Linked DNA regions of Homo sapiens: region 1 is linked to region 2. The links are chromatin loops, found by intact Hi-C in ENCODE. Cell type or tissue: OCI-LY7. All regions are shown on one strand. Links, peaks and the distances in the headings refer to the core of each region. The heading gives the core; the rest is flanking DNA.

The links. A loop is a pair of places that touch in the nucleus more often than their neighbours do. Peaks named below come from ENCODE experiments on the same cell type or tissue, not always from the same donor. Only the 100,000 strongest peaks of a DNase experiment are listed, where the experiment ranks them.
Region 1: it touches region 2 in a loop (5-fold over the local background); 6 of 110 quality-filtered maps call a loop at or near these places.

What each region holds. Positions count from the first base shown.
Region 1 is chr1:112,502,872-112,507,871 of GRCh38, reverse strand. It overlaps a transcript of WNT2B not described here. Among named protein-coding and RNA genes, the nearest start is that of WNT2B, 3.6 kb to the left of the region's middle. In OCI-LY7, for the core only: a CTCF peak has its summit at 2,497; a DNase peak (open chromatin) is centred at 1,791; H3K4me3 peaks cover 672 bases; H3K27ac peaks cover 1,302 bases.
Region 2 is chr1:112,387,828-112,393,846 of GRCh38, reverse strand. It overlaps a transcript of CTTNBP2NL not described here. Among named protein-coding and RNA genes, the nearest start is that of CTTNBP2NL, 5.4 kb to the left of the region's middle. In OCI-LY7, for the core only: a CTCF peak has its summit at 2,842 (motif pointing left); a DNase peak (open chromatin) is centred at 2,836; H3K4me3 peaks cover 890 bases.

The sequences.
Region 1 (5,000 bases), core at 1-5,000, 110 kb before region 2:
TAAAATCCTGGGCTTAACTTCGAGAGTTCAGAGTTCACCTGGGATCTGGCTCCAGTCGCTTCTTCAGCCTCAGTTTCTCCCACCTCGCAGGTGTCTTTCCTGCCTCCTCATATGATTTTAAAGTCCTGGGGTAAACAACTTACTAGTAACTGCCGATGCCCCCAACTCCAAATTCACTGTCAGTCTTTGGTTGGGGGTGGGGGGCGGTGGTGGCGTTAGAGGTGCCTCCCGAGTGTAAGCAGATGGGGTGCAGCTGGCTGCAGACATCTCAGAGACAGAGATAGTGGAGAAGGTTTCAGAGGAACCTTTAACCTCTCTCCCCACCGCCTCCGGGTCCTAGCGCCCCTCACTCCGCAGCCCCAACTTCTGTGGGCGGGCAGAGTGGGAAGGGGCTGCAAGCACTTCCCTCCTGTCCCCAACCTACAGTGACACTCCTTTACCCCCACTTTCTGTGGTAAGGTGATGAGTGCATTCATTAATTCAACAAATACTTATTTCCTACCACATGCCAGGACTGTGCTAGGCACTAGGGACCCATTGGTGAACAGTCTATGCCCTCATGGAGTTTGCCTTCTATTGCAGGAGGATAGACCATAAACAATAAACATCAGAAGTAAAACAGAGTATGTTAAAAAGTAGTAAGTGCAGTGGTAAAGAGAGCACAGTCAAGGGGATGGTTACAGTTGCAACTAGGATGATCAGGGTAGGCCTCATTAAGGTGACATGCAAGCAGAGATTTGAAGGAGGCAAGGAATCAAGCCAGGCAGCTTCCTGGTGAAGAGCATCCTAAGCCGAGGGCAGAGCCCGTACAGGGACCCAAAGGCAGGAGTGGGCTGGTGTACGAGGGTTATCGAGAAGGCCATCCAGCTGGAGCGGAGTGCGTGGAGGAAGAGAATTCAGATGAGTCCCTGAGGTGCTCCAAGTCATGAATGGGAGGCAGTGCTCCCCACTTGGGTGGAAAGTGGGGGCTGGGCTGGAGTTGGATGGGAGTTGGAGAGGACTGAATACAGACACTTCTCAGGGCCGACTTCCTGGCACAGAAACTGGGACCATATCCTTTGTGGCCAACAGGCTAACTTATTTTCTTCCCCTTCTCTCCCTTTCTTTTTGTCGGGTGGGCTCCAGTTGGCCTGGCTATTTCCTTAGAAAGGCACAGACTCTGTGCTTAGTTTTCCTGAGAGGGGCAGGTGGGAGAGGAATGAGCCCAGGCTCCTTCTTGGCTGGGCCTCTTTCCTTGGACCACTCTTTTACCTCCTCCCAACCCAGCCCCATCCCTACACAGGGCAGTCTTGGAGCTCCAGCAGCCTCTCCCAGACTCCCCTGTGTGTTTAGACCTGGGTGTGACTCTGGCCCTGTGTTTATTTCTACACAGGGCCTGGGGTTGGTGGAAAGCGCAGGGAGGGGGAAAGTTGGCTGAAGATGATCACATCAGCCCTAACCTAGAGTGGACTCGCCCACATGGGCCCCCAAATCACTTCTGAGGCCCCTTCTTTGGCCTGAGCTGTCTTTACAGTCAAGTGGGACTGTGTCTTGGCACAACACAGATGCTCAAGTATTAAAGCATGTTTTTGAGGCCCAGGCTTGGTGGCTTACGCCTGTAATCCCAGCACATTGGGAGGCCGAGTTGGGAGGATGGCTTGAGCACAGGAGTTAGAGACTAGCCTGGTCAATACGGTGAGACCCAAAAAATTTTTTAAATTAGCCAGGTGTGGTCATGCACACCTGTGGTCCCAGCTACTTGAGAGGCTGAGGCAACAGGATTGTTTACGCCCAGGAAGTCAAGGCTGCAGTGAGGCATGAATGCACCACTGCACCCAGCCTGGGCAACAGAGTGAGACCCTGTCTCAAAATAAATAAATAGAAATAAAAAAAATTTTAAAGCATGTTTCTGAGCTGAAGGGAGGGGTGAGGGGGGTACAGCCAGAAACATCAGCAGCTCTGAGAGGGAAGGAAGTGGGTGAGGGGACTAGACTTCTCTCTAAGGTTTACAAGTCACCTCTGCCCCCAGAGTGGACAACCTAGGATGAGGCTTGGCTCCTTCTGCTTCTTTGTCCCCTCTCCTCTGAGTCCCCAGTTCCCCGGGAGGAATCCCAGGCTGCAGGAGCCAGCTGACTGCAAGAGCTGCACTCAACCACTTAACTAGAGAACAAATATGGAGCCAGAGAAGAGGTTTTCTGGGATCTGCCTCTTTGGAGCTTCAAATCTCAAAATAAACTTCCAGTCTCAAGGTCCTAGACACTACTGGAGAGCTCAGCTCCTCACGCAAAGGCTTGTTGTGGGGCTGCCAGGCAGAGGGTCAAGGCCAGAGGCTCAAGCTAGCTCCTGACCTGCATCTTCATTTTATTCCACACTCTCACTCTCAGTTCTGGGAGCCAGAGGGAGGAGTCACTGATCTCAGAGTTAAGTTCTGGTCTGTAGAACCCTGCATGGAGTCAAGTCAGCACTTACTGAGCACCTGCTGTGTGCCCAACACTGGCCAGGGTATCCTAAATAACAAGGAGCAAAAGGCATTACTCCCAAGGCATTTTCATGGAAATATAATAAAACCGTCTGTGGGTGGCACACTAGGCTCTGCTGAAGTTCAAGGGTGCATGCTGCAGACATAGTGAACAGTATCAGTAGAGACCTGAGGAAGAATCCCAGGTCCCCTGAAAGCTGCCAGATTACCTGGGGCCTCCAGCAGGACAGCTTCCACCCAGCCAGCAGAGTCAGGTCCACCCTCTTCCCCATAGTGGCACTAGAGCCTCCTCCTGTCCTCTCAAAAGTGGGTGCCCAAAGAAGAAGGGTCCACTGTCACCCTTGATGTCACCTTATGCTCTGCTCTCTGGTGGGACAGAGTTAAGATTTCTTTTCACTCTGTTCTCAGCTATGCGTGGCTGAATGATTTTGAATTTTTGCTGGCCCTTGGATGGGAGGGGAGATGAGCTAAGGGGAGCTGGGGTGTGGGTAAACAGCTCTTACCCCACCCTGCTCTATCCTCCAGAAGGCTCCCCTTCCCTGGGCCCCTTTGGCGATGACCTTCTCTTTTTCCCGGTGGGTGGGAGGTGGTGTGGATGGTAATGAGCAGAGAGAAAGGCCAAGAAGGGGCTGGGGGGAGGTTTGGATGGGAGTCAAGGAATTCCTGAGCCTGCTGCTTGCACAAGGGGCCCTGAGACGCCTTTCCTGAGATTTCTTTGCAAACCGAGGCAGGTCTTATTTGAAATAGGGCCAGGTTCACACAGGTAACTAATGCCTCACCTCTTGCCCTGCCACCCCATGCAGGTGTCTGGGGAAGTAAAGGAAGCTTGGGAAGAACCCAGGAGCTGTTAAGGGGGGAAAAGAGTGGGGATCCACGCTTTGTACACAGCCTGGCCGGCCTCTCCTTGGTATTTATGAGCTCTTAGGCGAGGCGTGGAACGTGTCTCAAAGAGGCCAGACCAAAAGGGCTTTGGAGGGAAGGAGCATCCAGCTCCAAACCAGGAAAGGGGGCTTGATGGAGGAGAACCCCTTTCCTCCCAGCTAGTGGCTAAACAGGGGCACAAACTGCTCCCCTGAGGACTAGGAAGAAAGGAAGAGAGGGATGTAAAGGAGAAGGGGAAGGAGGAGAGGAGGCGTGGGGAGGTGAGACGATGGGGGCAGGGAATGGGGGTGTCTGGAGCCTTTTGGCACTTTGGCTGTAATCAGACTGGAGCCAGGCAGTGGGCGGGCTGACGGCCATTCCGGGCGGGTGGCCCAGGTTCTGTGTGAGGCCAGTGGGTGTGCTGCTGGGATCCTGGGTGGTCAACTGACCAGCCTCTCCCCAAGGGAGGGTTCCCAGTCTGCCTGTATCACACAGGCTAAGCACTAAGCCCTCTTTCTCTCCCTACCACCTGTTCTGGGCCCTAGAATGATCTGGAAGTGAGAGTTGTTTCCAATGGACAAATATCTGCAGAGGGCATGGCCTGCCTCCCTCCCACTCTGCCTTCCTCAGTTCACGCTGCCTCTTGTTCTCATACTCTCCCCATGTCTCTTCTCTGAGTCTCCATCTCCCTGGGTCTCTCTCTGGCTCTTGTTTCTGTCATTCTCTGTCTATTTGCATCTGTCTCTTGTGTTTATCTCCCTGTCTTCATTTGTCTCTCTATGTGTCTAAGTTGGCCTGCCTCCCCCTCCCTGTCTGAATGTCTCTGTCCTTCTCTTTCTGAATCCCTGTCTCTTGCCTGTCTCCCTGTCAGATTGTGTCACTCCCTGTCTCTCCGTGTGTATCTCTCTGTATGAATCTGTATGACCGTTTGTCTTGCTCTTTCTTCACTCTCTCCATCTGTCTCTCCATGTTGTTTCTGACTCTCTGTGGCTTTCTCCGTCTCTCTGTGCATGTGGGTGTGTGCGCACCTCTATTTTCCTTGGTGTGTATGTTTGCTTCTGTCTTCGTCTCTCTCTTTCTCTTGCCCTCTCTCTGTCTCATACCTCTCCCTTGCAGCTCCTGCAACACAGTGCAGGGAGCACTGGACCAGTAAAAAGTCAGAAAACCTGAGGGTTTTTTCCCCCAACTCAGCCATGCACTATTGGCATGACTCTGTAAATCACTTTCCCACTTCAGGCCTCAGTTTCCCCACTGGTGAAACAAGTAGGGTAGAGATCTAGTTCCTTCTGTGGGACCGACCGTCTTTCTGCTTCCTAAATCTGACCCTGAAGTCAGGACTGCAGTATCCCAGGGACTCCAGTGGAGTGGGGTCTCTGGTACTGTTAGCCAGCAGGCCCCCAAAGAAAGACTCCTCACTCCTTCACATCCTTACATATCAGGGTGGACAAGGTCCCTTTCTGGGGCCATGTCTGGGATACAAACCAGATTAGCTCATCTCTCTAATCCTCTTTGTGCTGGGGCCTCTGCCAGGCAGGGACACCCACAGCGCAGAGCAATGGTGTGTGTGTGAGTGTGTGTGCAGATTCTTGGAGAAGGCAGGACACTCAAAGTTCTCCTCCCTTTGTCACTCCCTCCTGCCTGAAAAGCTCAAATCAGCAGCCCTCACTGTGTAAGAAACATC
Region 2 (6,019 bases), core at 1-5,000:
GGAGCAGTGCTCTGTGACCTACTTCCTTTAGAGCAATGGGCAACTCCCCTGATTTCCTGGCTTCCCTTCTGCGTATTCCTAAATGAGTGTAGAAGGACTCAGCAAAAATGAGAACATCCCTGCCTTGTAGGATTCAGAGTCTTGAGGGTGTTCAGATTGCTTTCCTTTTAATTTTTCACCCCTAGAAGTAGGGAACAGGCAGGGCTTGTGAACCTCGTGTATCTTTCAGATTGTAGCAGTGAGAGAGTTATGGAGGTTTGTGATTCTTCAATACATAAACCTTGTAAATAAATTTAGAGTCTGGTGCATAGGTGTACGCAGAGGTAAAAAATGGTTCATAACAATATCTTAGATTTGTATAACAAAATATAACATTTTAATGTCTATCATTTTATCAACTGGACAGTAAAATATTTATTAAATGCCTATTGTGTCAGGCAACAACTTAAAGTGCTTAAAAATTATAGATTGTGTCAATTTTTTTCCAAATAAGTAAATTTCCATAAATGTTTATTGCTGGTTTGGGGAGGCAGCAATGGAGTAAAAGAGGTCTAGGCTAGAGGTTAAAAAATCTGGAGTCTAGTTCTTATTCTGTCATCAACTATAGTAGTTTCTATCTGGGCAGCTTAAAACAACAGAAATGTGTTCTGTCTCAGTTCTTGAGGCTAGAAGTACAAAATCAGGGTGTTGGACGAGTGCAGTGGCTCACTCCTGTAATCCTAGCACTTTGGGAGGCTGAGGTGGGTGGATCACCTGAGGTCAGGAGTTCTAGACCAGCCTGGCCAACATGGTGAAACCCCGTCTCTACTAACAATACAAAAATTAGCTGGGCATGGTGGCGGGTGCCTGTAATCCCAGCTACTTGGAAGACTGAGGCAGGAGAATCGCTTGAACCCAGGAGATGGAGGTTGCAGTGAGCCGAGATCGCGCCACTGCACTCCACCCTGGGCAACAAAGAGCGAAACTCTGTCTCAAAAAAACAAACAAACAAAAAAAAATCAGGGTGTTGACAAGGTTGGCTCCTTCTGGGGGCTCTGAGAGATGCTCCATCCCATGCCTCTCTCCCCTGGCTTCTGGTGGTTCCCAGTGATCATTGGCGTGTAACTACATCATCCCAATACCTGCCTCCGTCTTCACATGGCCTTCTCTCTATGTCTCAGCGTCTCTGTATGTCCTCTCCTCTTCTTATAAAGGCCCCACTCATGTTGTACTTAGAGCCTACTCTATTCCACCATGACCTCATCTGAACTCATGACATCTGCAAAGACCCTATTTCTAAATAAATTCACAGTCTGAGATGGGTGCACATGAATTTTGGGGGGACATCATTCGACCCGATACACAAACCTACTTGGCAAAGTAACCTTCTCACTTAACTCCATTTAAGTTCATTGATAAAAGGCATGAAAGTAGTGGAATAATTCCTAAAGATCATTTCAGCCTATGATTTAATATAATGATATATGCTAGATACATTAATCAAGCTATCAAATTATGTGCTAAGCATTATGCAATTTTTTATATGACATCTCATTTCACCCTTAAAAGAATTCCACGAGATAGATATTAACAGTCCCCTTTTGCAGGTGAGGAAATTGAGGCACAAAGAGGTCCAAAGTCATGGAATTCATAAGTGATGAACACAGAATATTTACTTAGATCTGATTCCAAAGTGCACTCTCAAAATTACTATGCTCTATCATCTCTCCATCATGCTAAGTGGGTTAGGAAGATGGGGAATGCAACAAATATTTTCAATTTTGATTTATAGAATATTTGGAGCTGAGTAGCAATTTCCTGGAATTATGTGTAAAGTTTGGACTTATTTTATTTATTTATTTATTTATTTATTTATTGAGACAGGGTCTCACTCTGTTGCCCAGACTGGAGTGCAGCGGCCCAATCTCTGCTCACCGCAACCTCTGCCTCCCAGGCTCAAGCTATTCTCCGGTCTCAGCCTCCCAAGTAGCTGGGATTACAGGCGCGCACCACTACTGCCGGCTAATTTTTTATATTTTCAGTAGAGGCAGGGTTTCACTATGTTGGCCAGGCTGGTCTCGAAATCCTGACCTCAAATGACCCACTTGCCTCGGCCTCCCAAAGTGTTGGGATTACAGGAGCCACCGCGCCCGGCCTGGACTGATTTTAAAACAAGGGAAAGCAAGAGAAGCGGGAATAGTGGGTGGCAATGAAGGCTTAGTAGCTAGGAGGAGAGCTATGGGCACTTACCTGAACTTGTTTCCTCATTTGTTAAATGAGATAATAGCTCCTGTCTACAAGACCAGGTGGTTGTCAGTATCCAAGCGATCTGATGTACATGGAAGTATTAGCTACCTGGGAGATCTTGCTCAATCCTCTTCTCTGAGTCCTAGGCTCCAACTAAACATCTGGGACTCCATAAGGCTCCTTCTAGCTGTGGCCCACTGGACTGGGACTTATTAAGATGCTGAGTGCTGAGTGAGCTAGATGTAGAAGTTGAAATGAATGGGAAAAGTGATGAAAAGAAATGCTTTCTTTCTTCTGGCTTGTCTTCACTATCTCCTTTTCCTCACGCTTCCCGACCCCACCCCTTCTCCCCGGGGTTGATGAGGAGGTCAAAGTCTGAAAGCCAGAGAGGGCTCTCCAAGCCCCGGACCAGGCTGAAGCCGAAGGCAAGGTGTGCCCTCCACTGCCCCCTGCATTTCTGCATTTTCTCCCATCATTTGTTCCCACAAAGGATTTGCTGGGCAGTCCTTAAACGTTCTCTTCTTGCTTGGATCTGCCCTATCTGGGGAGACTCGGGCACCAGGAAACGAGATTTCTGGGTGTGGCCCTAAAGTGTTCCCGAGCTTATTGTGCCCCCTAGTGTCGAATAGTGAATCCTGCAGCCGTCGGCTTCCTTTCTGACCGTCCCTCTGATGCCTCCCGCCCAACACAGTTTTTCCTTTTAAGGGTGTGGGCTGACAGCACAGCAGGTGGGGACTCCAAGGACTGGCAGCTCAAAAATCCACCTCAGGGACAGACAGATTCTTTGGTGTTTGGCAAAATGTAGGGGCCAGCTTGGCCATGATGGAAGCTTTAAACTCTTTTTTTTTTTTTTTTTTTTTTGAGACGGAATCTCGCTCTGTTGCTGGAGTGCAATGGCGCCGGTCTCGGCTCACTGTAACCTCTGCTTCAAGCGATTCTCGGGTTCAAGCGATTCTCCTGCCTCAGCCTCCTGAGTAGCTGGGATTACAGGCGCCTGCCACCACTCCCGGCTAATTTATTTTTGTATTTTTAGTAGAGACAAGGTTTCACCATGTTGGCCAGGCTAGTCTCGAACTCCTGACCTGAAGTGATCTGCCCACCTCGTCCTCCCAAAGCGTTGGGATTACAGGCGTGAGCCACCGCGCCCAGCCGGAAGCTTTAAACTCTTATCCTAGATTGCATTAGGGGAAGTCCAGAAGTGAGAGGGATAGAAATCTAACATTGGGTGCCTACCAGGTACATATGTGACATAAACAATCCTTGTAACCTTTGCATATATAATTATTGCTACAATCCTGAGAGGTAATTTTTATTACTTCTAGTTTTTCAGAAGAGAAAGCAAGTTCAGAGAGGTTAAGTGTCTTCCCCAAGGTCACATAATAACAATAACAATATGATAGCAACATTAGCCAATTAATTAGTGCCTACTCCACACCAGGCATATGATTTCTTTTAATCCCCACAGCAACACTTTAAAGTGGTGATCATAATCTTCATTTTAGTGATGAGGTAACTGAGATTTTAGTGTAAGAAAGGAATAACTGAGAAGCTGCCTGAGGTCACACAGCGAGGTCCTCCCGTTTCCAGTCCCACACTGTTTCTATTCCGCCATGGCCTCATGGAGGTGGTGGGTGGTAGAGGTGGGACTCGGGCCCAGGCCTGTGTGACTCAATGTTCTTTCCATTACTGCTGCTGCTCGGCAGTTCTTCCTGAGGACCAGGAAACCATTGTCATGTGGTCTTTTGGAGTTCTCAACCTGAGATGATGGCAATGAAAACACCAAGGCAGAAGTCCAAAGGATCCTGGGGACAATTTGCTCAGGGAAGCACATGACCAGAGCAGCACTATGGGAACTGCACAACAATATTGCTGTCAGGGGCCCCGGGGAGGGCCTTCAGAGGAGCTGAGTCCTGTCTCCCTCCAGTAATTCTGTGTGGAACTCACATGTTCCCCTGAAGCTGATGGGCCAGGACGGGAAATGCAAAGCTCAAAGAGACCTAAAAGGAAAGGTAGATGGAAAATTCCTGGAAGTAGATGAGAGAGAAAATTCCAGATAGAAAATTACCAGAAATAAGCAGGGCACGGTGGAGTGTGCTTGTAGTCCCAGCTACCTGAGAGGCTGGGACAGGAGGATTGTTTGAGTCCAGGAGTCCAAGACCAGTCTGGGTAACATAGTGAGACTCCTTCTCAAAAAAAAAAATTACTGGAAATATATAAGCTATACCACAGAGTTCCCAAATCATTCAACAAAGTTCCCCTCACACCCAAAATATAGATTAGTCATAGGTCCCTGGAATAATGCTTTATGTCCCTTTGGGTGAGTCACAAATTTTCTTTTTCACTTTTCTCTATTAAATTATTGATTACATTTTATTAAATTATTAAAATTATTAAATAATTATTAAATGTGTTACCATCACATATGCCAGGTGGTAAGTTGGCAAACTGGTTGACGTTATGTTTGTTATTTTGAGGTGTAAATTTCACATAAATAGTCTGGTGGGAAAAGATATCAGTTGGGAACTATTTTTTAAAAACTAATTTGTAAGTTACCTTATTTCATTAAAGAGTAACTCCTTCCCTCTCTTCCCACCCCTCCCCTTACTGCCTCTCTTCCTCTGTCCCAGGTCCCTTCCTCTCCAAAAGTCTGGAGCCAGATTCCTTTTCTGTCCTTGTTGGCTGTTAAGACAAAGCTCTGAGTAGCCTTGCCAGAAGGGCTGAAGCTGACCCAAAGGCTGGTCCTCTTTCTTTTTCCCCTCTATTTCCCCTTCTTTCCCACATATAACCTCACATTAAGCAGAAAATAATTTCTGTGCTAGGGCCAGAGACAGAGCTTCAGCTTGGCTAGGCTGCCTTACAGTTTCAATTTGATGAAAGCCAATTACACATTTCCTCTGGTCTGTTATTTCAGCTGAAGCACCACACAGTTGGCTGAATGGGTCCTTGTTGCACACAAAAGGGAGAAATATTTGTAGGGAAACTAATGACCCGGTTATGGCTGCACCGTCATTTCTAGGCAATTTCCTGGTAAATGGCCCTTTGGAACAGTCTGGTGCTGGATGCTTCTGTGCCCTCATTTCCTGCTTCATGCTCCTGCTGGGCTCCTGCAGGACCAGTCTGCCCTGAACAAAGTGACCAGGTGACCCGCTTTCTTGGGAGGAGTTTATACATTTCCCATCCCCTTTTCTTTCTTCCACTTGCCTTTTTCTTGTCCTCCTTTTATTCCTAAAAATAATCATTGAATGCCTGTTAACATTGCAGTGATAACTAACACAGGCTTTGGACCTCAGGGCACTCAGTCTTGAAAGGAGGTAGACTTGCGTAACTCATGGACCCAGGTACTCCTGCTTTCTGCAGCCATGCTTTCCAAATAAAATAACTCAAATCCCTATCTTACATCATCATCGGGACTCCAGATGTAAGGGACAGAAATCGTTATCCAAAATGGCAAAAGGATTTTTATTGGCGCATACAATAGGAAAGTCCAGGAATAGTCTGACCTCAGATGAGGCTTGATCAGTTTTCTCAAAAATGTTACCAGGACCACCAGGTTTCGTTTCTTTTCTTTTTTCCTTCCTTCCTTCCTTCCTTCCTTCCTTCCTTCCTTCCTTCCTTCCTTCCTCCCTCCCTCCCTTCCTTCCTTTCTTTCTCTTTCTTTCTCTCCCTTCCTTCCTTTCTCTCTCTCTTTCTTTTTCTTCTTTCCTTCTTCTTTCTTTCCTTCTTCTCCTTCCTTCCCTCCCTTCCTTCCTTCCTTCCTTCCTTCCTTCCTTCCTTCCTCTCTCTCTGTCTTTCT